Linked DNA regions of Homo sapiens: region 2 is linked to region 1. A link is a loop called in an ENCODE intact Hi-C map of the cell type or tissue named here. Cell type or tissue: gastrocnemius medialis. All regions are shown on one strand. Links, peaks and the distances in the headings refer to the core of each region. The heading gives the core; the rest is flanking DNA.

Region 1 (5,370 bases), core at 309-5,308:
TTGCTACTCATTCAGGTCAGAGCCTCGGGAAGCCCAAGGCATTCAGAGAACCTGAACAGATACCCTAAATTTCTTCCATTCATGCTCTTATCCATCCACCAGCACAGCTTCCACTGCCCAACACATGCCAGGTATGACGCTAAGCACTTGTGTGTGCACATGGAACATGCCCCTGAGGTACAGGCAAAGGTGGAGCCACCCCTCAACACAGATGCTAAATGGGATGCTGAGAGTGGGAACAATATTGACAGAGCAGAGAAAGGAAAATACTCTACAAGGGGCACTCATGCCCACCAAGTGGGGAGTACCTGGGAAAGAGAACTGTTTTCAATGTGAAAATCACTACTCATTACATATATCATCTCATGAATTATTATTATTCCACTTCACAGATGAGGGAACTGAGGCCAGGAGAAGTTGGGAAGCTTGCCTGAGGTAACTGGCCAAGCACAGCTTGAGCCCGGGCAGCCCATGCATTGAACCTCCATACACGGTGCAGTCACTGAGGATGCAATTGCCCCCACACTCAATCGAGAGCAAAGAACCGGCACCTGCTAAGCTGTGCGGAAGTGGCCACGTGGAGGCTGGGAGCCCTCAGGTACTGTGAACTGCATGCTCGAAACCAGCAGGAAAATCCCTCTTGGGGTTAGAGGTGGAAAGCCGGGGGCATCTGGTCACGGGGCACTGGGACTCGCCTGCAACACAGCGTGGATGTGGCTTTGGGGAGAACAGGTGTTGAGAAGCAGCTAAAATCTTGGACCAGCTTGAAGCAATGACACCTCTGTTCTCCGGGGCCACTCCCGGGGGCACTCAGTGTTCCAGGGCATTCAGGAGGCGGGGTTCAGGGTTGGTTCCCTTCTTCCCGGACACCTCCTAGTCTCTTATCATAAGTACAGGTCCGAGACATTACCTGTGCCTACCCTCTGACTTTCCCACATACACCCGAGGCTAGAAGAGGAAGCGTGATGTGACTGGCACCATGAGATGTTACGTGGGCACCAAGTCCACATGGGCTTGGGAACGATGGCGGGGGGCATGGGGTGGGGGTAGAGAACTTTGAATTCTTTGTGACATTCATCCGTCCTCCCCTTTTAGTTACCTTAAACTTTTGTACATTAAAAACATATTGCCAGGAGACTGCTGCAGAATGGTAACTCCTTTCACAGTTGAGATACAGGCCTTAAAGAGCTGCAGGGTTTGAGACTTAAAGGGACCTTGTAGCTCCCTCATCTGAACCTATGTGGAAACTGAAGTCCAGAGAGAAGCAACCTGCCCACGGCCTCACAGCCAGCCGCGGAAAGTCCCTCAGCACGCAGGGACTCCTAAATGCTGGGCTGAAATCAGCCTTCTGGCCTACCTCAAAGTTTCTACCTTTGCATAATCCAGCCACAGAAACTTGAAAAGATACATCAAATTGGGAACCATTGAAAGTCCCTTCGCGGATTTCAAGATGAAATTTGGTTTGTTCTGGTAAACCTCACAGTCAGCTCTCAAAACAACATCTTTTAAAAGTGTTTATTCAGAGGAAATGCTCTAGGTCAATTGGTTTTCTATCAGCCTGTTTTTCTCCCACAAAGAAACAAAAGAACAGCAAGTACTTTTGTTTCCCTTTTAAACTGCTTATATCCCTGCACTAGACAAGATTTTTCCAATTCCACCTACACTTAGCAACTTGGATTCCTTGGAAGCTGAGATTGAATAAGCTTTCTACTGACAATTTTGACTGGCAGATTTCTCAGGGAGGGTTTACCTCAGCCAATAGCAGGAGAAGGCCTGGCTGGTGGCACCCGTTACTTTATTGAGTCACTAAAATAAGTACATGGTAGAAATTCAAAGGCTATCAAGGGTTGTGAGATGAAAATTGAGCCCATCCCCCACACCAGCTTCCTAGGTGCCTGCTGCCCCCCTTAGGGGCAGCCTCTGTCACTGGTTCTCCTAGGGGAAGCCATTTTAATGGGCAGTAGGAACCAGCCCCCAGCACTTCCTATACCCTTCAAAGGCCAGTTGGAGGAGGGGATTAGCCCACCTGCAGGAGGGGCTGCAGTTGAGAGAGCCTGCTGCCTCCAAAGTTCAAAGACCTCCCAGGGATGTCCGATGGGACAGATGCTCTGGGCAGCAGACAGTGCAAGGACAGACTGCTTCCTGCTCCTAATGGCCTTACCCCCTTCCTTCCTTCCTTCTTTAAGACCCAAATGCCATGAGGGGCTTTATGGCCTCATTATTTGGACGGCTGCCTTTCCACCCTGCCCAGGAGGCTGGGGTGGGAGCAGGGGCAGGAGTGCATCCTCCTCCATCCCACCTCGCAGGGCTATGAAATGCATGTCACAGGTTAGGGGGGCCTGAGGGAGCTGTCACTCAAGTGACACAAACCCTGACCCCTGCACGCTCCCACAACATCCCTGTACCCCAGTGCCTTTGCTCATGCCTTTGCCCCCATCTGGATGCCACTGTCCTCTGGCGGGCCCAGCTTGCAGGTCCCATCCTTCCTGCAGCAGCCCCAGTCCTCGCCAGCAGACAGCATCCCTCCAGCTGAGCTCCTGAGCACCCCAGTGGCCTTTCAAGGTCTTTGGAGAACCCCCAAAAGCAGGACTGGTCATGTTTCTCTACACCTCAATGGCCCAGAACCTCCCGGCAGCCTGGCTCAGTGCTCACCACATGGAAGGGGCTGGTAAATGTTCATAAATGAATGGAACCAACGGACCCAACAAAATAAAAACAGCTTCTCTGCTGCTAAGAACTTCTTTTAAAAGGTCTTAACCCCGTGGAACTATGGCCTCTCTGCCTGTGTTACTTAAGTGGCTGGGAGTGCCTGAGAGCACCCAGTCAGCACAGAATCCCCTTATCATCCCTCTCTGAAAAGCACATAAGAAATCAGAGGCAAGCAGACCCACTTCCCCCAGCAACAATGTAGACACTAATCCCTTCCAGGCTCTCAGACCATTCATGTTCTGCCTGAGGTAACTTAACACTAGGGAGACAGGACAGAATTTCAGAGGCAAAGTCTAGAACCTTAATACCAGGAAGGATCCAGCTCAATTTCCGCAAAGCATTGGTTCCCAAGTGTGGCTGCACAGTGGAATCCCCTGGAGAATACTAGAAAACACTGGTGCCTGGCTCCCTCAATCACAGGCTCTGATTTCATTGGGATGAGGCATGACCTGGGCATGTGGATTTTTTTAGAGGTTCCAGGTGATTCTCATGTCTATTGTTGGATGCAGTGAATTCTAAATTTTTCTTCAAAGAATCAGTACGTTAATATGTTCAGTTCTTTGTCCTCCATTTTAAAGTTTAACTTCCTCATAGTTTCAGTAAACAAAATTTTCCACCAGTTTTAATCAGTAGTTCACATCTGTTCCCCTGGTCACCTGCCCCATCCTGACTCATCCTGGTCACCTGCTCCATCCTGACTCACCTCTGGTCACCTCCTCTGTCCTGATTCATCCCAGTCACCTGCTCTGACCTAAGTCACCTTTAGTTACCTGTTCCTAACCATCCTTCCCACCAAACTATTCACCCCACCACTCTGGCTTAGACCCCTGCTCTCTTTAAAATAGCCAATCGGAATTAGCTTAGACTGTGCGGTCCCACCCTAGCCAATACGGGAACAACACAGCAGTAGGGGCTACCTGCATTAGGAATAAGATCCCGCACCCCTCCCTTGTTCTGGTGTGCTCTCACCATTGTTCCAACTGCGAGGAGCACCCTTTCTGCAGACAGTAAATTTGCCTTGCTGAGAAAACTTTTTGTCTGAATGCTAATTTTTCCTTGAGGTACCGAGGAACAAGTATTTCTAACAAAGGAACAAGCATTCTGTTTCCAACATCTATCAAAGTTTGAGAGCCATTGCTGCAGTGTAGAAGAGTGCTTCTCAAACTTCTGTGCACATTAGAATCTCCTGGAAGGCTTGGGAAAACTAAGCCCAAGCGGTCTAAGGGGTGGGGTGGGGAGATGGATGAGGATTTTCACACTTCTATTTAGTTCCAAGTGACGCTGATGCTGCTGGTCCACAACTGGTGAGGAACTCTTGCACTATTTTAACCCAGTACTCCATTTTTCTAAGATAGTTTAATTATTTTTTTTCTTTTCTTTTCTCTTTCCTCTTTTCCCCCACTCCCTACTTAGCTTTTTAGAAATGCAATTACAGTCTTTTACCTCCTCTTCACCAGACACTCCCTACAGGGCAAGTTCATCTATGTGCTTAGAAGCTCCAGAGCAGAACTCTCATCCACCAGGAGGTTGCCTTGAGAGAGAACAGTCGATTTACAACCCAAAGTATGCCTGCTAGAGTTTCTGGACACCCTCACAAACTATTTCTGCCCATGAGGACCCCAAGTCAACCACCTGGTAGACAAGGCACCAAGATAGCTTGCCAACCCCCACCTGCTCACTTACCTCCTCTCCTGCCTTTTAAAAGTGCTCACTTTCTGCTCCAAAAGGGAAGCAATACCCTTAAGGCAGGAAGCCTGTCCTTCCTCCACTAAGCTGAACTTTGGAATAAAAAGTCGCTTTCTTTATGCCAGACCTCTCTCTTATTCACTGGACTCTGCAAGTGGCAAGCTACTGAGCCTATGTCTCGATTACACTGTAAGCATCCCACTGTGGCTATTACTGCTGGCTGCATGTGAGCATCACTTGGGAAACTTTTAACACACCAATATCTGCGGCCCACCTCAGACCAAACACCAATATCAGGGGCCCACCTCAGACCAAGTAAACCAGGCTCTTTGGAGTACAGGCCAGGCATCTGAATTTTACAGGGACTCCCAGGTGAGTCTAGTGTACCACTGAGGCCAAACATCACCACTAGAAACAGGCTGTCTGTGAATAGCTCAGGCAGGACCAGAGCCGCAGCTTTCTCCTACTCTGAGCTGAGATCCACCTTCACACATCTTCCAGGCACAGTCCCCTACCTGCCTTACTGGAAAACACAGATCAAGCCCCCTCTTTACAATGTGACAGAGCTCTTGGTCCCATTTAAGCTTCTCTCCTTTTTCCCACAAAGTCCAGGGAGAAGCCGAGTTGATAACCAATGGCAACAATTCACAGACTTCTTAGCTAGGCAACACAACATTCAGGATAATCATTTCTTGGTTAAAGTCAACATTCTCACTGTTATTTCTGCTCAGATTCCCAATTTTGGGTGAGACAGAGGAGGGCAATAGTGTTGGCAGATTCTGGACACAACTAAAATACAAGGCCCCAATGTTTCATCTAGATAGTCTGCCCTGACAGGGAATATTCTAAGGAACAAAGTTCAGGAACTGTAATCACACTGCTGCTAGGTTACTAAACCCTAGTTTGTGCGACTCTGTACCAAGTATCCTGGGTATTGTACAGATTCACTGTTTTTCTAACACCAAGGGCTCGTTT
Region 2 (5,370 bases), core at 184-5,183, 55 kb after region 1:
GGGAACAGGATGGGGAGGCTTTGGTGGGCGGTAACTTCCTCCTTTGCAGCCAGCCATTTGTGATTTTTGCAGCAGATGTTTACAAGGGTAAAAGAATTGAGATACAGACAAGGTTACTACATCATAAATTACTCAGTCATCACAAGATTTCAAAGAGAAAACAAAAAAACCTCAAAAGGGATTTGGTTTGAGAGTGAAAACGCTTGCCATTGTGCAGAGGCAAAATATTCTCCTTTATTATAAGGTCCTCGTTCTTCACCCCCAGTGCAAAGGCGAGGAAAGGTCACTGCTTCCCCAGTACTCTCTCTGATCTGCTGTAACCTTCTCCTAGGATTACATCTCCCAAGCAGCCTTACAGAGACACAGAACACTCTTTGTCCTGCACTGACCGCACCAGGCATTGACATTCTAGGAAAGGGGAATCCCTCCACTTCCAGAGAGAGCCTCCGGGGCCAACCCCAAGGCTCTCAACAGTCCTACTCTTTGTCAAAACAGGGCCACCCACAGGTTTTAAGGGTAGAAGCAGCAAAGGAAGCTGCGAAGCTTGTCAGGCAACTTCAAGAACCCCACAGACTTAACCACCTGCATTCCATCTGGACCCATGAGCACCCAGAAGTAATGAGCCCCTGGATGTGTCATGGATCCACGAGGCTGCCTTGCTCATCACTGCCTTGCTAGAACCAAGTCCTCCCTGTTACTCACCACCAATTTCACGGCCATGGGGAACCTGCCTTTGTAGGCTGAATTCCACAAGAAATATACTTTCCTCCAGTTGCAGCAAAACATGCAGCTGCTATTGCTCCAAGATTGGAAACATACTTAACCATCTTGGTAAAAGCCTTCTGAGGAACATAGCAAAGATTTTATAAAAGGGCTAAAAGATCCTTTTTAATTCTTTTTTTAAGAGTTGGGGAAGAACATACAAATCATTCCTCTGTCATGTCAAAAATGTATATGGTTTCGTTAAAATAACTGAGTGCCAGCACATGGCTCAAACTAGGACCCAAGAGGGGACAAAGGGGACTTGGGGGAGCTTCCCCGATGGTTCAGAAAGAAACCCCAGCAGCAGCCATTCATGCAGTCCTTAAGCAGTCACGGCCTCTGTGCCCATTCATGCAGTCCTTACAGCAGTCACGGTCTCTGTGCCATTCAGTCCTTACAGCAGTCACGGCCTCTGTGCCATGCAGTCCTTATAGCAGTCACGGTCTCTGTGCCATTCAGTCCTCACAGCAGTCACGGTCTCTGTGCCATTCAGTCCTTACAGCAGTCACGGTCTCTGTGCCATTCAGTCCTTACAGCAGTCACGGTCTCTGTGCCCATTCAGTCCTTACAGCAGTCACGGTCTCTGTGCCCATTCAGTCCTTAGAGCAGTCATGGTCTCTGTGCCATTCAGTCCTTATAGCAGTCATAGCCTCTGTCCCATTCTGTCCTTACAGCAGTCACGGCCTCTGTGCCCACTCTGTCCTTACAGCAGTCACGGTCTCTGTGCCATTCAGTCCTTACAGCAGTCACGGCCTCTGCGCCATTCAGTCCTTACAGCAGTCACGGTCTCTGTGCCATTCAGTCCTTACAGCAGTCACGGTCTCTGTGCCATTCAGTCCTTATAGCAGTCATAGCCTCTGTGCCATTCAGTCCTTATAGCAGTCATAGCCTCTGTGCCATTCAGTCCTTATAGCAGTCACAGCCTCTGTGCCCATTCAGTCCTTACAGCAGTCACGGTCTCTGTGCCCATTCAGTCCTTACAGCAGTCACGGTCTCTGTGCCATTCAGTCCTTACAGCAGTCACGGCCTCTGTGCCCATTCAGTCCTTACAGCAGTCATGGCCTCTGTGCCATTCCGTCCTCAGAGCAGTCATGGTCTGTGTTCTGGGTGCTGCTCCAGGGTGATGTCAGCCCAGCCAGAGAGGTTCCAAGACAGTGGAGGATCTGGGTCCTTGGAGTTCCCAGGGAGGCCACAGACTACCCAGCAGTCATGACATGAGTTACGCCTCCAAAGATAAGCAGGAGTCAGCCGGGGGAAAAGGAGGCTTGGCCCTTCAGGCCTGAAACCCCAAATGTCCAGGCACATAATCAGATGTGGTTTTGAGGGACCATAATACAATCAGAAGCACAACTGTATACCATCCACATCCAGACCACGAAGTGAAGAGAGGCTTTTCCGTGAAACTGAACTCGTGATATGGACACATGCAGAGGCCAAGACTAGACACCGAGTGGAAATGGGATTCTGGAGAAATCCTGTAACTCTCTCACTGCATTTGCAGATCTGGGCTTGATATGCCTGGAAAGGAGAGTGCAGGGGCTTTCAGCAAACATGGGTGGAGATGGACCATAAAAGACCTCAGAGGATGATCTCGGTTGGCATTTTACCTTGTGGATGCAGAGAAACCAATGGTGAGTTTTATACATGGGAGTGATGGGATTAAATTTAAACAGAAAATAAGTGAGAATTCATTGGTTGGTTTGATCTAATACAGTATCTGGTACACAGTTGGTAACAACAGCTATTAGGTTGAGTCCTACACAATTGCTAATAATCAACTGTTCTGATCTAGAAAAATGACAATTTCATGTGAGTCAGCCTAATATTTGTGATTTGATGCAATTAAGTGACAAATATATGACGTCCATCATTTCAAAAGAGACTAAAATAAAGATCCTGGGCAGAATAAGAAAAGCAGTAGCTGTTCCCACCTGGGCCTCTCCTGGCTCTCCTCCCTCCCACCATGATGAAACCCTACCCACAGCCTCAGGCCCCACCTCTGAGCACTGATGAACCCCGAGTGCCCCCTCAGCCAGATCTCGCTGTTCAAATCCAGATCTGTGTTTCAACCATCTCCTGAACACTTCCACCTGGATTTCTCACAGGCTAAAGTCAAACCTCTGACTCAGGCCCAGCTCCAAATCAAAGTGGGTTCACCTCAACCCAAATAACCACTGTCTGTTCTGCTGGGAGCAAAACTGAGATCCTCTGTCTTTCCCACCCACATCAGAAATCCTCACTACCCCCTCCAATCCTCCCCATTCCACCTCCAATTCATTACTAAGTCATGTCAATATGGAGATCTCAGATCCACCCACTTTTCTTTATCTCCCCTAAATGACTGTACACTTGGCCGCAAGTAATAGAAAACAATGGTTTAATCAGAGACGAGACACCATTGCTCAACACAGAAGTCTGGAGAGGCAGGCGGCCCTGGATTGATCAGGCAGCCCAGTGATGGCACATCGCTGGATGGACAGATCTGTGGTCCTCCTGGCCTTTCCCTCATGGTCCCAAGACAGCTGCAGAAGCCCTAAGCACTGTCCTCACACAGTAGCTTCCCAGGGTGGAAAACCTTTCTCTGAGGCTGCCAGCAGGCCTTTGCTTAGATTTCCCTGGGCTACGTGGGATTGCACAGCCACTGCTGCAAGGGAGACCAGGTAAGTGATTATCCAGGAAAAGGAATGGACTGTCGTGACCGGCTTCATCACCTGAGGGTGGGCACACAGCCCAGCAATGTATAAGAGAGGGGCATGGCTGCTAAGTCCACAACTAGCAATACCTTCCAAACCCACTGTTATCTTAGAGCAACGGCTTTCATTCCTGACCTTGCTCCCACTGCAGTAAACATGGCCACGTCATCTGCCCATAGCTCTTTGATGATGAATCCCGACACTCAGATAAAATCCACGACGCTTTGTGGAGCCCTCAAGGCCCTGCAGATACAGCCCTGCCTTATTTCTCACTACTGGGCCTCCTTCATGTTCCTCAAATGCTCCAAACTCTTTCTTGCTTCAAGGCTTTCAGAAGGGGCCATCTCCTCACCTACACGCTCTTTCCCGAAATCTTTACATGGCTGACTCCTTCTCACAGTTCGGATCCTAGCCTTGATGTTACCATCTCCGAAAGGCCTCAGAACAGTCTACTTTGACACCATCCAGCGCGTGACCTCTGCATTCAAGAAACCTGGCCCAGTTTATCATCATATCTATTTGTATGACAAGTTCTTTTATGCCTGTCACTCTGATTAGACTGTAAGTGTTCTGAAGGCAGGAATCTCATCTGCTTTGCACATCACTATAATACTGGTACCATACGCAAAGCCTGACAGGTACAGAGGCTCATGAACACTGCTGAATTCATTATTGATCAATTAGTGCATTAATGAACTAACTGAAAGAGGGACTGGACCGAGGAGAAAAGGAAAACTCGAGGGTGAGAGTGAGCAGGTACATTTAGGGCAGGATGAGGACACAGACCCAGCCCAAGTGGACATGTGAGAGACCACGAGAGAGCGCTGAACAGACACAGGCAGGTGAGGGCATGAAACGTCAAATGCCACACTTGGCATGCTCTTGGAGAACTCCTATTCTCTACCCCTCGTGTTTCCATGCAGAGTGAGGTCTGCCACAGCAATGCTCTGCCTGGCAAGGGCAGGTGACTTGTCTGTCCAATGGTCTGGGGGAAGGAGCTGGCCTGCTCACTAGCCCCCCAACCCCAGCTCTCCCTGCCTACCTGTGGGAGGATGGGGCCCTGTGGTGGGCTCACCACCCACAGTGTCACCTGCCTCTACGAGGGGGCCATTGCCCTGCGGTCCTGTCTGTGACAGTTGCAGAAGAGAAGTTGGATAGTGCTTCCGTTAAATTTCAGGGAGCAAATTGGATCATTCTAAGGTGAAACATTCAGTGACATTTGGGCCCCCTTCTCCAATCAGCTTCCTTGGTAGTAATGCTCACAGACACTGTGACTACCACTGGTTCCAAGCCTGGGAGGGGAAGATGGTTCTTATGGAGTATCCCTGAAGACCCCAACAGAGTAGCTCACCACTGACACTGCAGGTGCTGAGGAGCCAGCACAGCTTTAAGTCCTGCACAACCCAACAGCTTGCAAATAGGACGCAAAGATGGTTTCAGGCTATGAATCACTCTCCCTCCTAGGTAGCTCTCCCCACCCCCTCCCCACATTGACAGAAGTGACCATTGACTGGACTCCCAGGCCTCTTATCTAATATCCTGCCCTGCAACTCTGACGTGAAACATGAGTGTTGCTGATGCCTTCCCTTGCAAATTCCTGCCTTACAAATCTCTGCTGATGTCTTGGTCCATGGGACAATCACTCTTATTTCAGTGGCTTCTGTTCTATGACGCACAGTGGTTCTGCCTGTTGACCTGGATGCTCACTTCACATTCAGGAAGTCTTCTCTCTGGACTGAGAACCACAGCAAGGCTGGTCCCGCTAAACTAAAAAGGACCCAGTCTCCTGGCTGCAGTCCAAAGGATCCACCCTCTGTTGACCTCAAAGAATCATATGATGTCCCAGAGGCAACCACTCAAAGGTCACATGATCCGTTGAAGATGCTGACACGCCTCCTCCCACAACAAAACACCC

Evidence for each region. Peaks named below come from ENCODE experiments on the same cell type or tissue, not always from the same donor. Only the 100,000 strongest peaks of a DNase experiment are listed, where the experiment ranks them.
Region 2: it touches region 1 in a loop (5-fold over the local background); 2 of 110 quality-filtered maps call a loop at or near these places.

What each region holds. Positions count from the first base shown.
Region 1 is chr15:100,169,114-100,174,483 of GRCh38, forward strand. The region is part of intron 8 of ADAMTS17 (ADAM metallopeptidase with thrombospondin type 1 motif 17); the gene reads right to left. Among named protein-coding and RNA genes, the nearest start is that of ADAMTS17, 170 kb to the right of the region's middle. In gastrocnemius medialis, for the core only: no CTCF peak of the experiment used is centred there; a DNase peak (open chromatin) is centred at 2,438; H3K27ac peaks cover 170 bases.
Region 2 is chr15:100,224,350-100,229,719 of GRCh38, forward strand. The region is part of intron 7 of ADAMTS17 (ADAM metallopeptidase with thrombospondin type 1 motif 17); the gene reads right to left. Among named protein-coding and RNA genes, the nearest start is that of ADAMTS17, 110 kb to the right of the region's middle. In gastrocnemius medialis, for the core only: no CTCF peak of the experiment used is centred there; no DNase peak of the experiment used is centred there.